Linked DNA regions of Homo sapiens: all the other regions are linked to region 4. Evidence: chromatin loops called from intact Hi-C (ENCODE). Cell type or tissue: endothelial cell of umbilical vein. All regions are shown on one strand. Each heading gives the region's core, and the rest is flanking DNA. Links, peaks and the distances in the headings are about the cores only.

Region 1 (5,483 bases), core at 170-5,169, 390 kb after region 4:
TTAGCAGAGCTGACTGAAAAAGCTTTTGTGCATTTTGTGGACCTGTTGTGTCCACAGACAGGTTCCCCTAAAATAATCATTTCCCTCCCCTTCCTTGCCAACAGGGGCTCTAGTTATAATCGGTATGGATGGGAGAGACAGCAGCATGGACAGAGGCCTCTGGGCCAAAGAGAGTAACTCACTGGGGAACTACAGACAGTTCTGGGGTCCGGCTGGAGGGCAGAGGGTCATGACAGAGGCCTGGGTGGAGGCAGGCTGCACAGCTGAGCCTGTGGAAGACAGGAGCCGGAGAAACAAGGAACTTTAACATCCTTTGAAGGCAGCAGGAAGCCATGAAATGTTTTCCAGCATGTTTTGAAGAAAAGTACAAGTTAACTTATGGAAAGTATTTACCTATGACCCCTATGGCCAAATGGCCCAAATTCCTTAAAAAAATGATGATTTTTCCAGGTAGACCAAAGCAAGACTGTGGGGTCTTTGCATTCACTTCCTTTCTGTCTGCCCTCAGGTTCTCAGCAGCACCCAGCTCCAGCCCCAAGGCCTCTCCTGGATGCGCCTCTAGGACCTTGAGCTCAGTGTCTGTTCAACCCCTCACTGAACTCAGTTCTCCACCTCGGCCATTTGAGATGCTTAGTGAAATCCAAGGATGACTTTAATAGTTATTCACACAATATTTCCTTTAAATAAACTTGTTTTAATTAGTTACTTCTTTTTCATTTCTTTTTTTCTTCACCCCTGAGTAGAGATTTATTTCTTCTTATCCATATTGAAGTTTAATTTGTATACAATAAAATGTACCCGTTTTAATTATTCAGTTCAATGACTTTTGGCAAATGTATATGCACATGAAACCACAATCAACTTTTTTGGCCAGGCACGGTGGCTCATGCCTGTAATCCCAGCACTTTGGGAGGCTGAGGTGGGCAGATCACCTGAGGTCAGGAGTTTGAGACCAGCCTGGACAATATGGTGAAACCCTGTCTCTACTAAAAATTACAAAAATTAGCTGGGCGTGGTGGTGCCCACCTGTAATCCCAGCTACTTGGGAGCCTGAGGCATGAGAATTGCTTGAACCTGGGAGGCGGAGGTTGCAGTGAGCCAAGATCATGCCACTGTACTCCAGCCTGGGAGACAGAGCAAGAGCAAGACTCCGTCTCAAAAAAAAAAAAAAAAAAAAAAGCAGCTTAACAAATGGGAGGTGTTAAAGACATATTATCGTCAAACTAAGATTGTTCTTCCTTGAAGAACTTTACTAACTTTACATCCAGTGCTAGCTAAAATTCCTCATACCCCACCAGTGATCCAGCCGTCCATATCTCACACTTTCTATACTCTCTCTAATGGCTCGGAATCTGTTGAGCTGTGTGTCATAGGAAACCCAGTAACAGTGGCTTAAACTCATGCAGATTTAGTGTCCTCTTGTTGCAGAAAGTATGGAGGTGGGCCGTGTCCAGAACTGGAGCAGTGCCCCACCTGTCATCAATGCACCAAGACTTTTTTTTCTTTCTCTTAGGCCTTCCTAAGTGAGGGCTTTTGTTCTCGTGGTCTCAGGATGGCTCTCCAGCCCCACACCCCCAAACCTCATTCCAGGGCAGAGGAAGGAATGCAAGTGTGTCTTCTTTCTCTTCTCTGCTCCTTTTTTATTATTTCAGTCTAATTTTAATGGTTCCAAAAGGAATTGAGGCAATTGCTGGTGGGCAGCCTACCATGTTAAACAGAAGTTGATTATTTATGTTTTAACAAGAGATGTGGCTGGGCGCAGTGGCTCACGCCTGTAATCCCAGCACTTTGGGAGGCCGAGGTGGGCAGATCATGAGGTCAGGAGATTGAGACCATCCTGGCTAACACGGTGAAAACCCGTCTCTACTAAAAACAAAAAATTAGCCAGGCGTGGTGGCAGATGCCTGTAGTCCCAGCTACTCCAGAGGCTGAGGCAGGAGAATGGCGTGAACCCGGGAGGCAGAGCAGCTGGCCAGCCCTCCAGGAAATCTCAGCTAGTCTACTTTGGAAAGTTGTCCTAATCACTGCTGGAGCAATCACCAAGTTGAGGGTAGGGACTGTGTCTTTTCTGTATTCTTCACTCTCTCTCCGGAAGCCTCAGCCCTTCACATCTCTAAGCCCAGGTCCCAGAACAATTATAATTCTCATTCCAATTACTTTAAAAAAATTCCTGGGATTAGCTGAGCTCAATACATATGAAGGTGGGGAATGTTATGCCTTAGAAAGTAACATTTCCAGCCAGGCGCGGTGGCTCATGCCTGTAATCCCAGCACTTTGAGAGGCCGAGGAGAGTGGATCATTTGAGGTCAGGAGTTCGAGATCAGCCTGGAAAACACAGTGAAACCCCGTCTCTACTAAAAATACAAAAATTAGACGGGCATGGTGACATGTGCCTGTAGTCCCAGCTATTTGAGAGACTGAGGCAGGAGAATGGCTTGAACCTAGGAGGAGGTTGCAGTGAGCCGAGATCAGGCCACTGCACTCCAGCCTGGGCAACAGGGCAAGACTCCATCTCAAAAAAAAAAAAAAGAAAGAAAAGAAAGAAAGAAAGTGACATTTCCTAAGCATTCAAGTTAATCATAATCTTGAACATACATTTTCTTCTGTCAGTTGAAACCTTCCAATTATTATTAAAACTAATGGCAAAAACCACAATTACTTTTGCACCAACCTAATACTTTAACATTTGGTATGTTAAAATATGAATGACTTAAAACAGGAAAATTGAGATTTGATAGGCAAAGATAATAATAGTTAAGGTTTATTGATCACTTTCTAATCCTTTTCATTCCTTTTTTTTCTGGTTAATGTGGGATTTCTTACTAAACTCAGTGAGAGTGCTTATATCTAATCATTGAGAGGGATTTGGCTTTCATTGATAAAACCATTGGTAAAAGGCTGTTTTCAGGATTATGGCAACTTCTCAATGCCAGCAGCAACCTGTCTGAAAGGTGAGAGATCTGAGCATATTAAACCTGGCGTACCCATGTGATTTATAGGAACTATTAAGGATTATCAGGAAAAGTCCCAGGAAACAACCAGTGTGAACACAGCGTGTTCGTGGGTGATGTGAATACAGCGTGTTTGTGGGTGATGTGAAAACAGTGTGTTCGTGGGTGAGGAGTTCTCTGGTCCAGGCTCCGTGGGAAAGTGGATGGAAAGTGCATGCTCTGGGCACTGCTGCCATCTGCTGCTGCCTTGATTCAGGAAGGCATTTTGCAGATCACAGGCAGGGAGACGACAAAAAAAAAAACACCAAAGCTCATTTTGTTGACATTAAATGTTCAACGTTTCTATTGCTGGGCATTTGACACAAATATGTTCATTTACTTTTCTTTGATTCATGAATGTCTTCAGGTATTTGCAAAGGACAAGAGGCTTCCATTTGGTAATTTACGTCTATTTCCCATCATGCAACTACATTTATTTTGAATATCAGTTTGCATTAAGCTATTTAAAATTAAAGGAAGATAATCAGATAATGTATGGCTTTTTGCAGTATTATTTTGTAGGGGTCATATAATATCAGACTTTTTGGAGAATTCTTAAAATAACTCATCCTAACTTATTTAGAGTAGCCACTTCAGAGATTTATAAAATGAAAGTGAAAGCAGTTTTTCTGGCTGGTCCGATGGTAGTGGGTTATCAGAACTTATTAACATTAGTGTCACTAAAGTTGGTATACAACCCCCCACTGCTAAATTTGACTGGCTTTTTACCATTTGATTTTGTATTTCAATCAAACAAGCTAACTTTACAAAATATTCATGTTGGGGGGAAAGCATTCTTACATAAATGTCCCCCTCCTTTTCTTTTTAGGGTCTTACTGTGTTGTCCAGGTTGGAGTACAGTAGCACAATCATAGCTCACTGTAGCTCTAAACTCCTGGGCTCAAGCAATCCTCCTACCTTAGCCTCTTGAGTAGCTGGGACTACAGACACATGCCACCATATCCAGTTATTTTTTTTCCTTTTTTGTAGAGGCAGGGTCTCACTATATTGCCCAGGCTGGTCTCCAACTCCTTTGGCTCAAGTTATCCTGCTGCCTTGGCCTCCCAAAGTGCTGGCATTACAGGCGTTAGCCGCTGTGCCCAGCCTGAATGTACTTTTTTTTTTTTTTGAGCCAGAATCTCAGTCTGTTGCCCAGGCTGGAGTGCAGTGGTGCGATCTCGGTTCACTGCAACCTCCACTTCCCAGGTTTAAGCAATTTTCCTGCTTCAGCCTCCCAAGTAGCTGGGACTATAGGTGCGTTTCCTGTCAGCCCAGAGCCTCAGTCGGGGCCGTTGTCCTCAAACAAGGAGGCCCCTGTCCGCCAGCTTTGCGTTTGCACAGAACGGTTAACTTGACAGCGCTGTGTCCCCCAGCCCTCATATTTATTCACAATCCTTGCTGCACTTTATCTCCAGAATAAAAACCAGTCCGATCCAAAACAGACAGTGTTTGTGTCTGTTTCAATTTTCTGCTCAACCGATTCTGTTCGGTGGAGTCTCTCCAAGAAACTTCTCAATTAAGCTTTCATCAACATTGTTTCAGCATCAGAGTTATTTTTTTCCTTTCCTTGTTTGCTTCCGTCTCTACGGAATGGAATGATCAACTTCCTGATGCACCAAAGGGTTAACAACAAAGGCCTCCTGGAAAAGGAAGAAAAGCGGCCACAGAAAGCTGATTCCTGGGCAGCCGCCCTGGGCCTGAGAGGCAGCATCGCCTTGTGCTGCTGGTGAGAGGGTCTCAAGAATGGCTGAGGGTGCGACCCCTGAGCCTTGATGCCTTGGCCACATTTCTCAGTCCTCCCAGTCCTGGCCCCAGGGATCAGGACCACCCCAGCAGCTGTTGTAGCCCAATCATGATCACCACTATTTCTTGTAAAAAAAGATCCCTGAGGCAGTCAGCAGCTCCAAGAACATTTGATTGTCCAAGAAAATGCCGACCCCAAAAGGGGAGGGATTCTGTGTAAGGAAAGGAATGGGGTGGCTTTATCACCATCCTACACCAAATAAGAACGCCTAGGAGGAGGCAGGGATGCCGGCTCGCTGTTTTAGGAGGAAACAGGGAGGGGGACAAGTGTGCCTTTAAAACGATAGTTAGGGTCAGATGCGGTGGCTCACGTCTGTAATCCCAGCACTTCGGGAGGTCAAAGCAGGTGGATAACTTGAGGTCAGGAGTTCGAGACCAGCCTGCCAATGGTGAAACCCTGTCTCTACTAAAAATAGAAAACATTTTTCAGGCATGGTGGTGGGTGCCTGTAATCCCAGCTGCTCTGGAGGCTGAGGCAGGAGACTCGCTTGAACCTGGAAGGCGGAGGTTGCGATGAGCCCACATTGTGCCATTGCACTCCAGCCTAGGTGACAGAATGAGACTCCATCTCAAAAAAAAAAAAAAAGATAGTTGGCCCTCCGCATCTGCAGGTTCCACATTCATGGATTCAACCAACCGCTGACTGAAAATATTAGGGGGAAAAAATAGATAGTTTTGTCTGTTCTGAAC
Region 2 (5,483 bases), core at 302-5,301, 370 kb after region 4:
GTAATTGCCACCTTAATCATAAGACAAAAATCCCAAAAGTATAAGTGTCACTAAAGCAATTATCCACCTTTAAAAGACAGCATTTGACAACATTCCTAATATCTTTCTTAATCTACTGCTTTTCCTAGATTAAATGTATTTTTTAAATCACTGTCAGCTCTCTTAATCTTTAGAAATTTTTAAGCTTTTAGTACCATCGTTTTCTCTAGGACAATTTTTAAACATTTTAATATCTTAAATTTGAGGTTTTCTTCATTTTCCTGAAATTATCAAATCAACCCCGAAATCCCCAATATCCAAACTTTTTCTCACTAATCACTATAGGTTATGAGGAAATCACCTTGGGCCTTTTTCTGAACAATTTCCTAGGTTTGTCTTTACAGGAAGAAAGAAGAGTAAGTTCTAGGAAAACCCTAAGAAATATTTTGAATAAAATGCTTTATTTTGCCTAAGTGCAGAAAATCTATACAAGTTTCCCCAAAAGGAAGTTTTTAATAAACCAAAAAAGGCAAAAATATCCTTAGAAATAATTCAGATGAGGCTGATATTCCAAAGGGCTTAATTATGGAATCTATTTCATATTTTAGTTTCAGAGCGTAATTCATATGACATATAAAACACAAGGTTCGGCCTACGTCCTCAGACGAAATCTTCTCCCTGAAGGAATATAAATTCATATTTTTGCTAGCATTTTTAAGGTGCAAAATACTTAAGTGTGGGTAATCTCCTCTGTCCTTAGCCCTTTCGTTATAAACATTTAAAACTTCTAAAGGTCACCAATGGCTTGCACTTTCCCAATCAATTACTGAAAAGAAATGTGCCAGGCTCACGGTGGATTGAGAAAATATGAGTAATTCATGGGCGATTTAAACTGCCGAAGAACTCCCAGAATAGGATTTTTAGCACACACGGGTGTTACTGGGTGGTATCTACAAGTATTGGGGGAAAAGAGGGTAGACTTATGGGGGTCACGTGTTGGACTCCTGTTGACTCACTCTCAATCTCTGATCAGTAGAGACCTGGGTGTAGACGATCGGGATTTCTGGGCAAAGGGGCTCCTGATGATGAAACAAAGCCGACAGGTGGTACCTGCAAATCCCCGGAGAGGGACAGGCCGGCCGGCGCCCTCTCCCTCCCCAGAGCCCAGCATCTGAGCCCTCGGCGTCCGCAAAGTCCAGACGCTGCCACTCAGCCCTGAAACTGACACGAAACGGACAAGACAAGCTGCCGCGCTTCAGCCACAGGCACGCGAGTGACGGGATTTCCTGGATCATTGACCCGCGGCCCAGCCCTGGTCCGGCAGGTCGCGGGCTCTCAGCTCCGGCGAAGCTGTCCACCCAGACTAAAGCGCAATTGCCCGGAGCCCGCGTGGCTGCGAACCACGCGCCGGGTTTACTTTCATATTTAGCTAGGCGCTACCCACAATGCATTTGTAAAAGTGAAATGCAGAAAAACCTTGGTTGATTAACATAATTCTTACAAACTCTCTTAAGAGAGAGCATTTGGTTTTGTTTTCATTGTGTTTAATCAAAAAGTTTTACACATTTTATTTTTACGATCATGGCATAGGCTCTGAAAAGTCTCCTTACCTAGAAAAGACCCTAAGTAGGCACTATAAATAACAAGAGACTCACAGGATAACACAGTTGGTCCGAGTGTTGTGGGTTATTGTTAAGTTGATTTAACATTGTCTCCCCCCACAACCGCGCTTGACTAGCTTGCTGTTTTGCACTAATAACAGTAGTAGACAACGTTTACATAAATCAATAAAAACGCATATAAAAGTAACCTTTAGTTGACGGTTTGAACGAAAGAGTAGCTTTTAGTTGATTTGAAAAACTTTCAAGGAAGCCTATTGGTTATAAGCTTCTTTTAGTAAGATTAACTTCCCAGCAGCGTTGAAGTATTAACCTTCAAAATGCCTGAGAAGAAAATTTACACGAAAGGAATAATTTTGTTTTAATTACCTTTGAATGTATTAAATATTGTATTCGGTTTTTAATAAACCTTATAATCAAGGTTACTTTTCTATATATGTGAAAATATATATATATATATACACGCATACATACACATATACACACACATACATATATGTATGTATACTTTCCCCCCCACCACCCCGAGACAGAGTCTTGCTTTGTCGCCAGGCTGGAGTGCAATGGCGCGGTTTCGGCTCACTGAAACCTCCACCTCCTGGTGGCTCACGCCTGTAATCCCAGTACTTTGGGAGGGCGAGGTGGGAGTGGGAGGGGATCGCTTGAGTTCAGGAGTTTGAGACCAGCTTGGGCAGCATGGCGAAACCCCTGTCTCAAAAATGAAAAATAAAAAAGTTATAAACAGTTTGTTGCTATAAATTCAATAATTGTGTAGGTGTGAGTGAGCAGATAATGTACATTTTTTGCATAAGTTTGTTCGTTTGTTTCACATATAAAATATATAGGTTTTACAATCTGAAAGCTATAAGAAAAAAAAATTTAAGAATATATAGGTTCACAGATTCGGATCAATATCCAATTTATAACCAGCTAAGAATGGAGGTGTTCATCGGTTTCACCTCCCTGGCAAGGCTTCCTCGCTGGCATTCATCCAGCCTTTCCGTCTGCAGTTGTCAGCCAGCAGTTGCTTAGAGTTGACACTCAGATTCAATCAAAAAAGTCCAACACACTGGCTTTCTTCATTAGCAAATAAACTTGGCTGCACTATTGAAAAATATGCACCCTCTATTGTAAATTTGCTCCAAAAAAATGCCCTTGAAAAAATTGGCAAAAGGGCCCTATCATTACTAAATCTCGACAGAAGAAAAGGGCATCATTTGTTAATAAGGGCCTGAGGAGCATTCACAAGCTGCTGAGAGCTTGCTGAAAACGGGCACTTTGTGTCTGTCAGCCTTCTTAAACTATTAATACCTGAGTCCTGAATGTAAAAGCCTTGACATACAAAGCCCCCAAATTCTAGAATGGCTGGTAGTCTACAAAGTTAGAATACCAGAATCTCTTTTTTTTTTTTTTTTTTTTGAGACGGAGTCTCGCTCTGTCGCCCAGGCCGGACTGCGGACTGCAGTGGCGCAATCTCGGCTCACTGCAAGCTCCGCTTCCCGGGTTCACGCCATTCTCCTGCCTCAGCCTCCCGAGTAGCTGGGACTACAGGCGCCCACCACCGCACCCGGCTAATTTTTTGTATTTTTAGTAGAGACGGGGTTTCACCTTGTTAGCCAGGATGGTCTCGATCTCCTGACCTCATGATCCACCCGCCTCGGCCTCCCAAAGTGCTGGGATTACAGGCGTGAGCCACCGCGCCCGGCCCAGAATCTTGTTCAATGTGCTAAATGTGATAGGCACTTCAATATCCACTTCAGGTGACAAATAATTAGAAATGAGGTCCACCGTGAAGGAAATGGACCAGAACTTAGCTTTTGTATATATAATTTCAACCTATGACTCAAACCCAAGAGTGACAATGAGTAAGATCAGGTTTTAGAGTGAAATAATTTTTTATGAAAAAATATATATCACTGAGTGCGGTGGCTCATACCTGTAATCCCAGCACTTTGGGATGCTGAGGTGGGCGGATCACTTGAGGTCAGAAGTTTGAGACCAGCCTGGCCAACGTGGTAAAACCCTGGTATCTACTAAAAATACAAAAATTCGGCCGGGTGCGGTGGCTCAAGCCTGTAATCCCAGCACTTTGGAAGGCCAAGGTGGGCGGATCATGAGGTCAGGAGTTCTAGACCAGCCCGGCCAACATAGCGAAACCCCGTCTCTACTAAAAATACAAAAATTACCCGGGAGTGGTGACAGTCACCTGCAATCCCAGCTACTTGGGAGGCTGAGGCAGGAGAATTGCTTGAACCTGGGAGGCGCAGGTTGCAGTGAGCCAAGATTGTGCCACTGCACTCCAACCTGGGCGACAGAATAAGACTCCATCTCAAAAATATATAATATATCATATATTATGTATATATTATGTATATAATATATCATATATTATGTATATATTATGTATATAATATAACATATATTATGTATATATTATGTATATAATATAACATATATTATGTATATATTATGTATATAATATAACATATATTATGTATATATTATGTATATAATATAACATATATTATGTATATATTATGTATATAATATAACATATATTATGTATATATTATGTATATAATATAACATATATTATGTATATATTATGTATATAATATAACATATATTATGTATATATTATGTATATAATATAACATATATTATGTATATATTATGTATATAATATAACATATATTATGTATATATTATGTAAATATAACATATATTATGTATATATTATGTATATAATATAACATATATTATGTATATATTATGTATATAACATATATTATGTATATATTATGTATATAATATAACATATATTATGTATATATTATGTATATAATATAACATATATTATGTATATATTATGTATATAACATATATTATGTATATATTATGTATATAATATAACATATATTATGTATATATTATGTATATAATATAACATATATTATGTATATATTATGTATATAATATAACATATATTATGTATATATTATGTATATAATATAACATATATTATGTATATATTATGTATATAATATAACATATATTATGTATATATTATGTATATAATATAACATATATTATGTATATATTATGTATATAATATAACATATATTATGTATATATTATGTATATAATATAACATATATTATGTATATATTATGTATATAATATAACATATATTATGTATATATTATGTATATAATATAACATATATTATGTATATATTATGTATATAATATAACATATATTATGTATATAACATAACATATACTATGTATATAACATATGTATATAACATATATTATGTATATAGTATAATATAGATATTATGTATAATGTATATAATAGATATTATGTATAATGTATATGATAGATATGTATAATGTATATGATAGATATTATGTATAATGTATATGATAGATATTATGTATAATGTATACGATAGATATTATGTATAATGTATATGATAGATATGTATAATGTATGATAGATTATATAATGTATATGATAGATTATATATAATGTATATGATAGATATTATATATAATGTATATGATAGATATTATATATAATGTATATGATAGATATTATATAGTGTATATGATATGATATATTACATATAGTGTATATGATATGATATATATTATATATTGTGTATATGATATGATATATATTATATAGTATATATGATATGGTATATTATATATTGTGTATATGATATGATATATATTATATATTGTGTATATAATATAAGGAAAAAAGTAGCATCCTTACAGAACATGAAAAACGTAAAAACAACCATAGAGAGAGAGAGAGAGAGAAAGATATCTTGTTGAAATGAATGCTATCATCCCTTGCATTTCAGGGAACTCT
Region 3 (5,483 bases), core at 349-5,348, 200 kb after region 4:
GTGAGACCCTGTCTCCTTTAAAAGGAAGAAAGAAAAAAAAAGCATTATAAATTACTTTTTCAGTTTTATAGGAAAGATGGGACGTTAATTCTAATGTTCATCTTTTCCAAACCAAAGTAAGGTGCTAAATTGGAGAAATAATCAACTATGATTCTCATGTTCCATTGTTTCTTTCTTGGATACAATCAGCTGCCTGATATTTTAGGCACTGAATAAATGCTGCCGATTGACTTTGTCAATGAGTCTTGAATCTGACATTTACCTAACTCGATCAGTTAAAGCAAAAGTATACCTTCTATGTAAATCATTTCTCTATTTGAGGAAGCTTCATCCGTCAGCAATGACAGCACAAATAAACTGCCTTTAACAGCAGTTACATTTTACGAGAAATCAAGCTTTTAAACAATGCTTGTGTTACTTAAATCTAAGCCACTGATTAACCTGAATTTAAGAACCAAAACAAGATTTTCTCCCGTGAAGAAGAGTTATAGCTCAGTAAACCCACGTTGCATCTGCCTTCACTCACAAAAGTCAAATATTAGTTTTTTTTAGTAAGTTACTGATTCTAGTTATTATTTACATAAGCACTGTTTCTACATTGAACTCATGAAACTCTGAGTTTTTTAATTGTTGTGCTTATGAAGTAAAATGTTCGGGAAAGCAAATACTTTTCCAATTTTCTGCAAAAGGAGTGTTTCCTAAAATGCAGTTTTATTCTTATTTGTAAACTTGCCGTTTGGCTCCTTCTGTTGGAATGCTGTCTGTCTGGTGCATGGGTTCCTCGTGCCCTTCCCTGCTCTGGGCTCACACTTGCCACCTCCATTCGCCATCTCTGGGAAAGCCCACAGAATTGAAGCTCAGGGGGAGCGTGGGTGCCCGGGCCATAGCCTGGCACACAGTAGGTGCTTGATTACTTATTGTAAGAAAGAAACACAGCTGCTAAAAAACAAATACTTTTAAATAGGTTTTAGTTTTTATCATTTATGTGGTAAATGTAAAAGACACATTGTAACCCAACCATAATTATTTTCAAAAACCCACTGATTATGAAAAATCAGGAGAAAAAAAGGTTAGTAAAAGTTAGAATCATTGTACATGATTTTAAGTGGGATTTAATTACCTTGAGAACACAATTTTTAAAGTTTAAAAATTTTTGCCTAATTAAGTTGAATCATAGTGTACGAGAATCATTTATAATTAGCATATTAAATGCCATAGAAGGCACTACCTAAGTGATTTTTTTTAAGTGCAAAAATGTGTAATATCAGTCCCGTGTCTTTCTCTGGACTAGAACACTATATATGTTACACTGAAGCTGTTCTTGATGAAATAAACTCCTTTGAGAGGCCAAAAAAAAGTTTTTTATCTGGCTAATCCTTTTATACCACTAATTTGGTTAGAAAACCAGCTTTACTGCTAATACCTGGCCTAGACTGAAATTCGTAGAGGTTTCCAGTTTATCATGTAAGTCAAATATTTTTTGTGTTCGAAGTTTTAGAACCTACTTATGAATTTTTCTTAAGGCATATCTTTTCCCTAGTTAAAACCAATTTAAACATTAAAGGCTATTTCTGGAAAACTGGCTGAAGGGGAATTTCCCTCATGGCATCTCCCTCTCGCCACCTAAAAGCTGGCAGCCCTCAGTGACGTGAAACTGAAGAGAGAGCCCTCCGAACCTCGGAGTGGGGAGGGGACTGTCCGTCAGGATTCCACTCTGTTTGGAAGCGTTCTCTCCAGCCTTCAGAGAGCCTCGTGATCAAGGGCATTTGTGCTCAACTGATATGTGAGGCGATCAATTAGCCTATTGCACTGGGGCACCAGGAGGACTTTGGGAACCTTGCACACAAATATTCAAGGATGAGATTTCAAACTGGTTTCGAGCTGAGCAAGGGATAGGAGAAATGGCTTGTTTAATAGGCAAGTAACCCCATGCATGATTGCTGGCCCAGGAACAGGTTGGGAATGTATCAAAAAATAGTCTATATTAAAATATAGAAGGTGATGGCCTCCATTCACTTAGTGAGGCTTGAAGGGGAGCATCTTCAAAGCAGAGACCATTCCTTCACGTGGTCATTTTAAAAAGAATTGAATGCCCACTGTGTGTGCCTGGCCCTGTGCTAGGCTCTTAATTTTTCTTATTTGACCAAAGCAACTGCAAACAGTCTCCTGCTTAGAATGGCTCACCTTAATGATTTTTTTGACTTTAAAATGGCATGAAAACAATAGGCATTTATGATACTTTCAATAAACTCATCGTACATTGAAAATACTGTCACACATTCAGGTCCGGGCGCAGTGGCTCACACCTGTAATCCCAGAACTTTGGGAGGCCAAGGCAGGCAGATCACCTGAGACCAAGAGTTCAAGACCAGCCTGGCCAACATGGCGAAACCCCGTCTCTACTAAAAATACAAAAATTAGCCGGGCGTGTTAGCAGGCACCTGTAATCCCAGCTACTCCAGAGGCTGAGGCAGGAGAATCACTTGAACCTGGAAGTCGGAGGTTGCAGTGAGCCAAGATTGCACTGCTGCACTCCAGCCTGGGTGACAGAGAGAGACTCCGTCTCAAAAAAAAAACAAAAAAAAAAACCCACACATTCAGTTTATGATGGGCTTATTGAAACATTATCCCAAATTGAGGAGTATTTTTAGCTGCATGATGTGGTCAGTGTTTCAAATCAAAGGGCAAACAAATTTTGCAGATCAAACTGAAATCGTTGTTTCATTTCTTTAGCAAGCATTTAGGGCATTCCTGTAGTAGACGTGATGTCAAGAACTCTGAATTAGAATGCCTTGCCTTTGTCCTTGTCACATCTCCGTGACCTCATCTGCCTAGTTTAGTGCCTACATTGCAGGTTCATTTGAAACTCACCTCTTCTCCATTCCTTAGCACAGAGGTGGCAGCTGTGTAGCATGAGTCACCCTGCCCTCATGCCTTGTTCATCATAAGCATTAGTAATCTAATAGGGTATAATTTCCTGCAGGGTCTGGACGTAGCCTCAGAATCCTCCTCAAAGCAGTAAGCAGCCTGCCTGTCTCGGTAGCAAGCTGTCTCCTCCTCTGTCTTCTGGGATGAGTCAGTGGAGCATGGGAATTCCTCCTCCCTTGGCTCTTACTGTTTTCTATGCATTTTCTCTCCAGTCCCAAGGCTACCATCTTAATCTGGGCTTCGTTTATCACTGCACCTCCCAAATGGCCCCACATCTCTCCCATTCCCATTCATCCCTCATGATAATTAGCAGTTTCGTCTTTCAGAAATACCACTTAATACATTTATAATTTTACTCTGTGTTCTTTTCATCCTTTGTTTTAAACAAAGCAGAATAAAGCCCTTCCTTGTGATAATATAAATCATAATATTACACTAAATCAAAATCCTCTAATTAGCCCACATTTTCATGAACCCTGTCTTCCAGTGAAACTATTATAATATCATTCCCCTACCCCAAAACTCTGGCTAATGTCTCTACTTATAACACAGTCATCCTTACCTTCTGCTTGTCTTAGTCCTGCTTTTAAGGCCAGCTCAAATCCTCCCTTCTAGAAAGAGCTGACCTTAACTCTTCTATCCTAAGCCCTATTTGTAAAACTCTCATTACAAGTGTACATGTGGTTATAACTTCCTGTGCTTCCTGTCACTGCACCATGGGTGGTACAGCCCTTGAGAGCGAAGCTCACGCCTCATTATAGTTTTATGCTCTGTGGTTTCGGGCCTAGCCTCTTACCCAGCGAGGATCTGTGGATGATAATGGTGAAGGCCGTCTGCTGCAGGGCTGCCGTCTCGGCTGCACGACTCTTGACCCCGCTGCGTGTGTCTTCTCAGCTGGAACTCACCATTGTGTAAATTTGCCTCACTCTGCTTTCCTAGTTCTTCTGTCTTCTCTTCTTAGAGACAGTCCTTCTTTTTTCTACCTGTGAAATACCTATTTATCTCTCAAAACCCAGCTCAAAAGTTTTCTCAGTCACCTTGGAATGGTAGCATCTCCCCCTTGAAATAATGGCACATTGGACTGTTTATGTGACACTGCTTTATGCTTTAGATGTCCGTGTGAACGTCCCTCTATTGTAGCAGAGATGGCTCTATCCAGTTTTGTGTCCTCAGAGCTTATTATGACACCTTATCAGTATACTTACATCTTAGTTACACTTCCCATTGCTCCGAAAAGGACTTGGGGCTGCTCACACAATACGTGAAATAAAATAAGATAAATTAAATAAATCGGAGAATAGCAAAATAAGGATATGAGACACAAAATAGAGCTTAATATAATTCTCAAAGTGTGTGCAATGCAGTCCGTTACTCTTGTTAGAGGTAGGTCATGATTTGCCTCGAAATCGTTGTAGTCAGTACAGAGAGCTTGCCATTAAAGACAGCCAGCGCCGTGGGGTACGATCGGCTAGTAACTCAGAAGAATGATTTTTCTTGATGGTCAGAGCTGAGGATACTTTCTCCAGTGGCTCATCCTAAAAAGCATGGTAGTGCCGTGGACAGCATCATCAGCAGTACACTCACAAGGAAATAGGATGTCAAGTCCTTGGGTAGTTTGATAGTTTTCCATGACACCAGCTTATAGCACAATGCCAAAATAAAGTTCAGGAGAAGGGTCAAATAATGCAGACTTGTAAGTTCCTGTTAATTCTTGACTATACAATTGATTCCATTTTGAATGTTTAACACACAGTTGCTCAGCAGTCTGGATGTTACTGTATTCCCCCACAAAGACAGCTCTGTAAATGAACATAAATCAGGCTATAAGAGAATATCTCCTTACACTTGGTCTTCAGGGCAGAAGTAGCAACAAAAAAGCACAAGTCCTCTTTGAAACCATATCTTGATTTAGTGTCCTCAGCCTAACAGGTATTGCAGTGTGGCCCAACAGAGATGGGTCTGTGAGATACTTCAACACCCGGCAGGGCTGCTGGGTCTAACATTGGAGTGTTGGGCTGCAGACACTGACTGGGGAGAAATGTTGTGAACTTTATTTGCAGTTCTGAGAGAAATGCTGTGTTGAAACAGGAGAGGTTTTCAGAAGCTGCTCTCAGTAGCTGGCTCCAGGATTGGGGTGATGGTATAATACTTACAAAAGGCAGCACATCAGATAGAGAATTTGATAGGCAGAAATTAGGTAGCTCCGGCAAGTTATTTTTCAATGGAAGACTAAGGGGTAGATCCGAGTACATTAGCAGAAAAAGTTCTGTGATTTAGATTGGGAAGTTGAGTTAGAAATAATTATAAAAGCCCAGTCATGTGTGAACTTAGACCAGTGAACAGACGAATGTACTACCAGCTACTTCTGGTAGATTTGAGTTTGGGTTTAGTTTAGACATCCAAGATCCCCTTTCTCTTCTGTAGTGAAGTGCGTGATTAAATAACTGAGTCTTGATGCAAACATTCTCTGGATGGTAAGAAAAGAACACTGTCCAGTCATTGATAAAATTAGCTACAGAACCTTACATTTGGAGTGTAACCCAGCTTGGTTTGTT
Region 4 (5,483 bases), core at 119-5,118:
GCTTACCTGGTCTATTTTTCCAATATTTCTGAATAACTACATAACAAAATTTAACAGATACGACATGCGTGGTTCTCTGTGGAAAAAAAAACTATAAATTTGCTTCAAAATTCATGTACTGAGGAACAAACTTGAATGTTTACTTTTTTTAGGTTTTTAAAATACAGACTAACATAACTGCCAAATAATTTAGACAGAGTTATATTTATACTTCCACATTTCTCCCCTATAATTCATTCTCCTTTGCTTCCCCAGAGAAAGGGGGACGTGTAAGAATATTTATATTCAGCCCTCACTTTGTTGTAAAATCAAAGACCTAAGTAAATAGAGAGGAATTCTGCTTTAAGCTGTGAGAGATCTGTTATCATAATCAGAAGGTAAAAGTAATTTACCAAAGATAAGCATTCAAGCCCTAAATTTTTATCAAGAACAGAAATGTTTCTTAAAGCATGAAGTGTTTTACTAAGTTTTATACAGTTAGGAAAATGCCAATAAAATTTTCACTACCTGTTTTCGTAATAAAATGAATACTGCTGTATTTCATTTTCTGAATTCTGCCTTCATTTTCTTCAGTAAAACTGAAAATTGCACTTAGGAACAGACACACCTGAAAATATATTCAACTGTATTTATCTCACCTTTCAAGGTGAAATTCCAGATTTTAAAATTGTAGTTATCTCAGATGATTACCAGAATGCGATGTAATGATATCTTGCATTTATGATTATTGATGCACCTTTTTATAGATTCATTTTAATGTTGAACTACTTATTTTATATGCATTGATGAGCATAACTGTAATTAGTTGCCTAGTTTGGTAAATGAGTACCTGGGATAATTTATGAGTGCTTCTAATTTTTTTTTCTTTATGTCTTCTAAAAAAAAATGGGATACATGTGCAGAAGGTGCAGGTTTGTTACATAGGCATACGTGTGCCATGGTGGTTTGCTGCACCTATTGACCTGTCCTCTAAGTTCCTTCCCATCACCCCCCACCCCCAACAGGCCCTAGTGTAAGTTGTTCCCCTCTCTGTGCCCATATGTTCTCAATGTTCAACTCCCACTTATGAGTGAGAACATGAGGTGTTTGGTTTTCTGTTCCTGTGTTAGTTTGCTGAGGTTGATGGCTTCCAGCTTCATCCATGTACCTGCAAAGGACATGATCTCATTCCTTTTCATGGCTGCATAGTATTCCATGGTGTATATGTGCCATATGGTTCCATGTCTTTGCTATTGTAAATAGTGCTGCAAGAAACATATGTGTGCATGTGTCTTTATAGTAGAATGATTTATATTCCTTTGGGTATATACCCAGTAATGGGATTGCTGGGTCAAATGGTATTTCTGGTTCTACATCCTTGAGGAACCACCATACTGTCTTCCACAATGGTTGAACTAATTTACATTCCCACCAACAGTGTAAAAGAGTTCCTATTTCTCCACATCCTCTCCAGCATCTGTTGTTTCCTGACTTTTTAATAATCGCCATTCTGACTGGCATGAGATGGTATCTCATTGTGGTTTTGATTTGCATTTCTCTGATGATCAGTGATGTTGAGCTTTTTTTCATATGTTTGTTGACTGCAGAAATGTCTTCTTTTGAGAAGTGTCTGTTCATATTCTTTGCCCACTTTTTGATGGGGTTGTTCGTTTTTTCTTGTAAATATGTTTAAGCTCCTAGTAAATTCTGGATATTAGACCTTTGTCAGATGGGTAGATTGCAAACATTTTCTCCCATTCTGTAGGTTGCCTATTCACTCTAATGATAGTTTCTTTGGCTGTGCAGAAGCTCTTTAGTTTAATTAGATCCCATTTGTCAATTTTGGTTTGAGTGCTTCTAATTTTTAGTTCAGGCTTGACATTTTGATATTGACTTGAGTACTTTATATACCTTGCTGGATATTTTTGATAATTCACACTTACAATGAAGAATATAACTACAGAAACTTATAAGCATAAAGTTAAGCCTGGAATTTATTCATTCAATATTTATTTTTTTGAAATATAATGAGCTTCTGCTGTTTAAAAAGGACTCTCCAACCTGAAAAGCAATTTCTAAAGATATTTATTTTCTTCAAGTCAACTGTATTAGCTATGAATTAGAAACCTAATTTATTTTAAAACTTGAAGCTCTATTTTTAAATCTGGCTATTTTATTTATAAACCTAACTAATTTTTTATGAAAAAGAACAGCCACTTCTTTTTGTCCCTTTATTAATATTTCGATGAACTCTTACCTGACCAAATCATCTTTAAATGTTTAACATGACTTAGAAAATTAAATTCCCTTAGACACTTAAACTCTGATTACAAAATTAACACATCTGGTTCTCTCACTTCAAACACCTAAGAAAATGTCTTAGCTTAAGTTATCTACCCCCGTTGTGTAGCAGTAAGCCTGCCTTCTCATGACAACCTGTCACCTGTCAGCATACTGGCTCCCTCATTGCCTGCTGTCCACTGCCAGGAGGAGACCAAATGACCTGGCCAGTTGGCATCGACAGCTTTAGGTATGGTGGAAACCATATTGTATTCCCTATTGAAAGTGTCCAGACAAGAATTCATGTAAAAGTGGGCTGGGCGCGGTGGCTCACACCTATAATCCCAGCACTTCGGGAGGCCAAGGCAGGCAGATCACTTGAAGTCAGGAGTTTGAGACGAGCCTGGCCAATATGGTGAAACCCCATCTCTATTAAAAATACAAAAATTAGCCAGGCCTGGTGTAATCCCAGCTACTCGGGATACTGAGGCAGGAGAATCACTTGAAGCTGGAAGGTGGAGATTGGAGAATCACTTGAACCTGGAAGGCAGAGATTGCAGTGAGCTGAGATCACACCACTGCACTCCAGCCTGGGCAACACAGCCGGACTCCATCTCAAAATAATAATAATAATGGTAATAATTCATGTAAAAGTAATTTATTAGGAAAAAATGGTAAAGGAATGGAGAATTAGGGATAGGAAGGCGAGGAGGCCAAGTAAGGGTAACAATGTCAAAGTCGCATATAGAGTACCTTCAACTCAATCCCAGAGAGAGCTCTGGAGACAACATAGGTCACACTTGAGAACTGTCCTAATTAGCAGCAAAAGAGCAGAGAATTTATACCCCAGTAGCCATCAACTATTGGCCAAGGGCGGCCCCAAGGGAATATACGTTCTCAGGCATTTCCAGCTCTGGCCGCTGGAGGGCAGCCCTCCAACAAAGAGATGTGGCTCCTGACTGTTGGGAGAGAAAACCCTCAGGAACTAGTGTGCCCAAAAATGGTTCAAGGTCACAGGGGACATGGGTAGAGTACTGCCCACCCATTGTACCAGCCAGATCCATTTGTGCCTGTCAAGGTAATCCTCTGCGACAGGGGCTAGTCACAATTTCTAGAAGAAAAAGCTTTGAAGAGAAAGATGAGTGGAACAAGTTTCTACTGGTTGGTCCTCAGACTGTAACTGATTTTCACCTTTCTCCTCTACTCTCCATTCTAAATTTCCCTCATTCTAGGCCAGTATTTGTCTGATGGGTCATCTCTGAGGAGCCTGCACCCCTAGTTGTCACCCCCTGGTCACACTGTAGTTGCTGTAATTGTCTATTCACTGTTATAAGTGCAGAACAGTCTAAGAGGTGGCATGTGGGTTGTATTTTTGTTTTGTTTTCTGAGATGCAGTTTCACTCTTGTCACCCAGACTGGAGTGCAATGGCGCGATCTTGGCTCACTGCAACCTCCACCTCCCGAGTTCAAGAGATTCTTCTGCCTCAGCCTCCTGAGCAGCTGGGACTACAGGCACCCACCACCATACACGGCTAATTTTTGTATTTTTAGTAAAGACAGAGTTTCACCATGTTGGGCAGGCTAGTTTCAAACTCCTGACCTCAGGTGATCCACCCACCTCAGCCTCCCAAAGTTCTGGGATTACAGGCGTGAGCCATGGCGCCCAGCCGAGGTGCCCTAGTGGGTTCTAAACATGCACCTCTCTGCCCCCATCATGTAGCAGTAAGCCTGTCTCTTCATGACAACCTGTCACCTATCAGCGCACTGACTTCCTCATTGCCTGCTGTCCACTGCCAGGAGGAGACCAAATGACCCCACCAGTTGGCACCTACAGCTTTAGGTACTATGGAAACTGTATTGTATTCCCTATTGAAAGTGTCCTCCCTGCAAACCCTCAACAACCCAGCAGACATAAAGTTACAAGTATAGGAAGCCTGCATTTCCCAAGTGGGTCCCTGAAGGTGATAGTGAGAAGGGCCACTCCTACTTCTAGGCGTTGGTTCCCAGATGTCCATGTGCTACCCCTCAGGGGCAGAGCACATGTGATGATGGTTGGTTCCAAGGTATGTACTGTTCCCTAAAGGACAGTAAGCCAACCCCAGAGGTGTCCTCTCAAGCTGGGGGCTCAGATGTGCTTTTACCAGCCTGGGCAATACAGCAAGACCTTGTCTCTATTTTATTTATCTATTTTTTTTTTTTTTGAGATGGAGTTTTGCTCTTGTCACCCAGTCTGGAGTGCAGTGGCATGACCTCAGCTCACTGCAACCTCCACCTCCCAGGTTCAAGCAATTCTCCTGCCTCAGCCTCCCGAGTAGCTGGGGTAACAGGTGCCCGTCACCATGCCTGGCTTATTTTTGTATTTTTAGTAGAGATGGGGTTTCACCATGTTGGCCAGCCTGGTCTCGAACTCCTGACCTCAGGCAATCCACCTGCCTCAGCCTCCCAAAGTGCTGGGATTACAGGAGTGAGCCACCGTACCTGGCCTCTACTTTAAAAAAAAAATAAAAATTCACCAGGTGCAGTGGCATGTGTCTGTAGTACGAGCTTCTCAGGAGGCTGAGGCGAGAAGATCACCTGAACCCAGGAGTTTGCAATTGCAGTGAGCTATGGCCTCACTGCACTCAGGCCTGGACGACAGAGGGAGACCCTGTCTCCAAAAAAAAAAAAAAAAGATACGCTTTTGTTAGCACAATTCTCTAACCAACTGAGCTAACCAGCCCCTCTAAGATATGCTTTTAAAAGGACACTCCAATATTCTTCCAGGTCAGGAGCTGGACCTGGCTCAAGGATGGTTTAGCTAAAAATGGACGGCTACTGTGCTAGAACCCAACTTGAAAGTGACCTTGAGAAGGGGCGGTGAGGGGAAAGCCTTCCAGTGTGCAGAACTTTCGCTCGGTATGGAGGGAAATGTGCCCCAAGGACAGGATACGAATATACATGGACTTGGCTGGGGGGTGAGGAGCATGGGAGGACGAAGACTGGCTGATGGGGGAAAAGCAGTCTGAGAAAGACTTGTGACATGAGAGGGGCGTAGCCAGTGGATCCCTTGGTGATGTGTCCACTGTTGCACCTACTTAGCTATGAAGTGAGCCCCATCATGCAAGGCAGCGTTTTGCAAGATCTCCTGTCAATAAATTGGGCATTTTGTGTGCCCTTAGATAGTAGTGGCAAAAAATTTAAACCCGTATCTGGAAGCTATACCAATTCTGGTCACAAAGAAATCA

Evidence for each region. Hi-C counts contacts between places; a loop is a spot of excess contacts. Peaks named below come from ENCODE experiments on the same cell type or tissue, not always from the same donor. Only the 100,000 strongest peaks of a DNase experiment are listed, where the experiment ranks them.
Region 1: a loop joins it to region 4, with 25 times the contacts of the local background. A loop is called at or near these places in 95 of 110 quality-filtered maps.
Region 2: a loop joins it to region 4, with 4 times the contacts of the local background. A loop is called at or near these places in 7 of 110 quality-filtered maps.
Region 3: it touches region 4 in a loop (2.7-fold over the local background); 21 of 110 quality-filtered maps call a loop at or near these places.

The regions. Positions count from the first base shown.
Region 1 is chr7:148,959,694-148,965,176 of GRCh38, forward strand. It overlaps RNY4. Among named protein-coding and RNA genes, the nearest start is that of GHET1, 25 kb to the right of the region's middle. RefSeq lists enhancers at 4,302-4,803, 4,804-5,303. In endothelial cell of umbilical vein, for the core only: a CTCF peak has its summit at 3,188 (motif pointing left); a DNase peak (open chromatin) is centred at 3,298; H3K4me3 peaks cover 1,001 bases; H3K27ac peaks cover 1,430 bases.
Region 2 is chr7:148,939,844-148,945,326 of GRCh38, forward strand. It overlaps RNY5. Among named protein-coding and RNA genes, the nearest start is that of GHET1, 45 kb to the right of the region's middle. In endothelial cell of umbilical vein, for the core only: a CTCF peak has its summit at 2,203 (motif pointing left); DNase peaks (open chromatin) are centred at 1,548 and 2,158; H3K4me3 peaks cover 1,455 bases; H3K27ac peaks cover 1,105 bases.
Region 3 is chr7:148,769,849-148,775,331 of GRCh38, forward strand. All of the region lies in intron 9 of CUL1 (cullin 1), which reads left to right. Among named protein-coding and RNA genes, the nearest start is that of CUL1, 74 kb to the left of the region's middle. RefSeq lists enhancers at 2,304-3,503, 3,824-3,873. In endothelial cell of umbilical vein, for the core only: no CTCF peak of the experiment used is centred there; a DNase peak (open chromatin) is centred at 2,963; H3K27ac peaks cover 1,165 bases.
Region 4 is chr7:148,572,603-148,578,085 of GRCh38, forward strand. No RefSeq gene overlaps it. Among named protein-coding and RNA genes, the nearest start is that of C7orf33, 15 kb to the right of the region's middle. RefSeq lists enhancers at 1-208, 3,035-3,329. In endothelial cell of umbilical vein, for the core only: a CTCF peak has its summit at 3,191 (motif pointing right); a DNase peak (open chromatin) is centred at 3,179.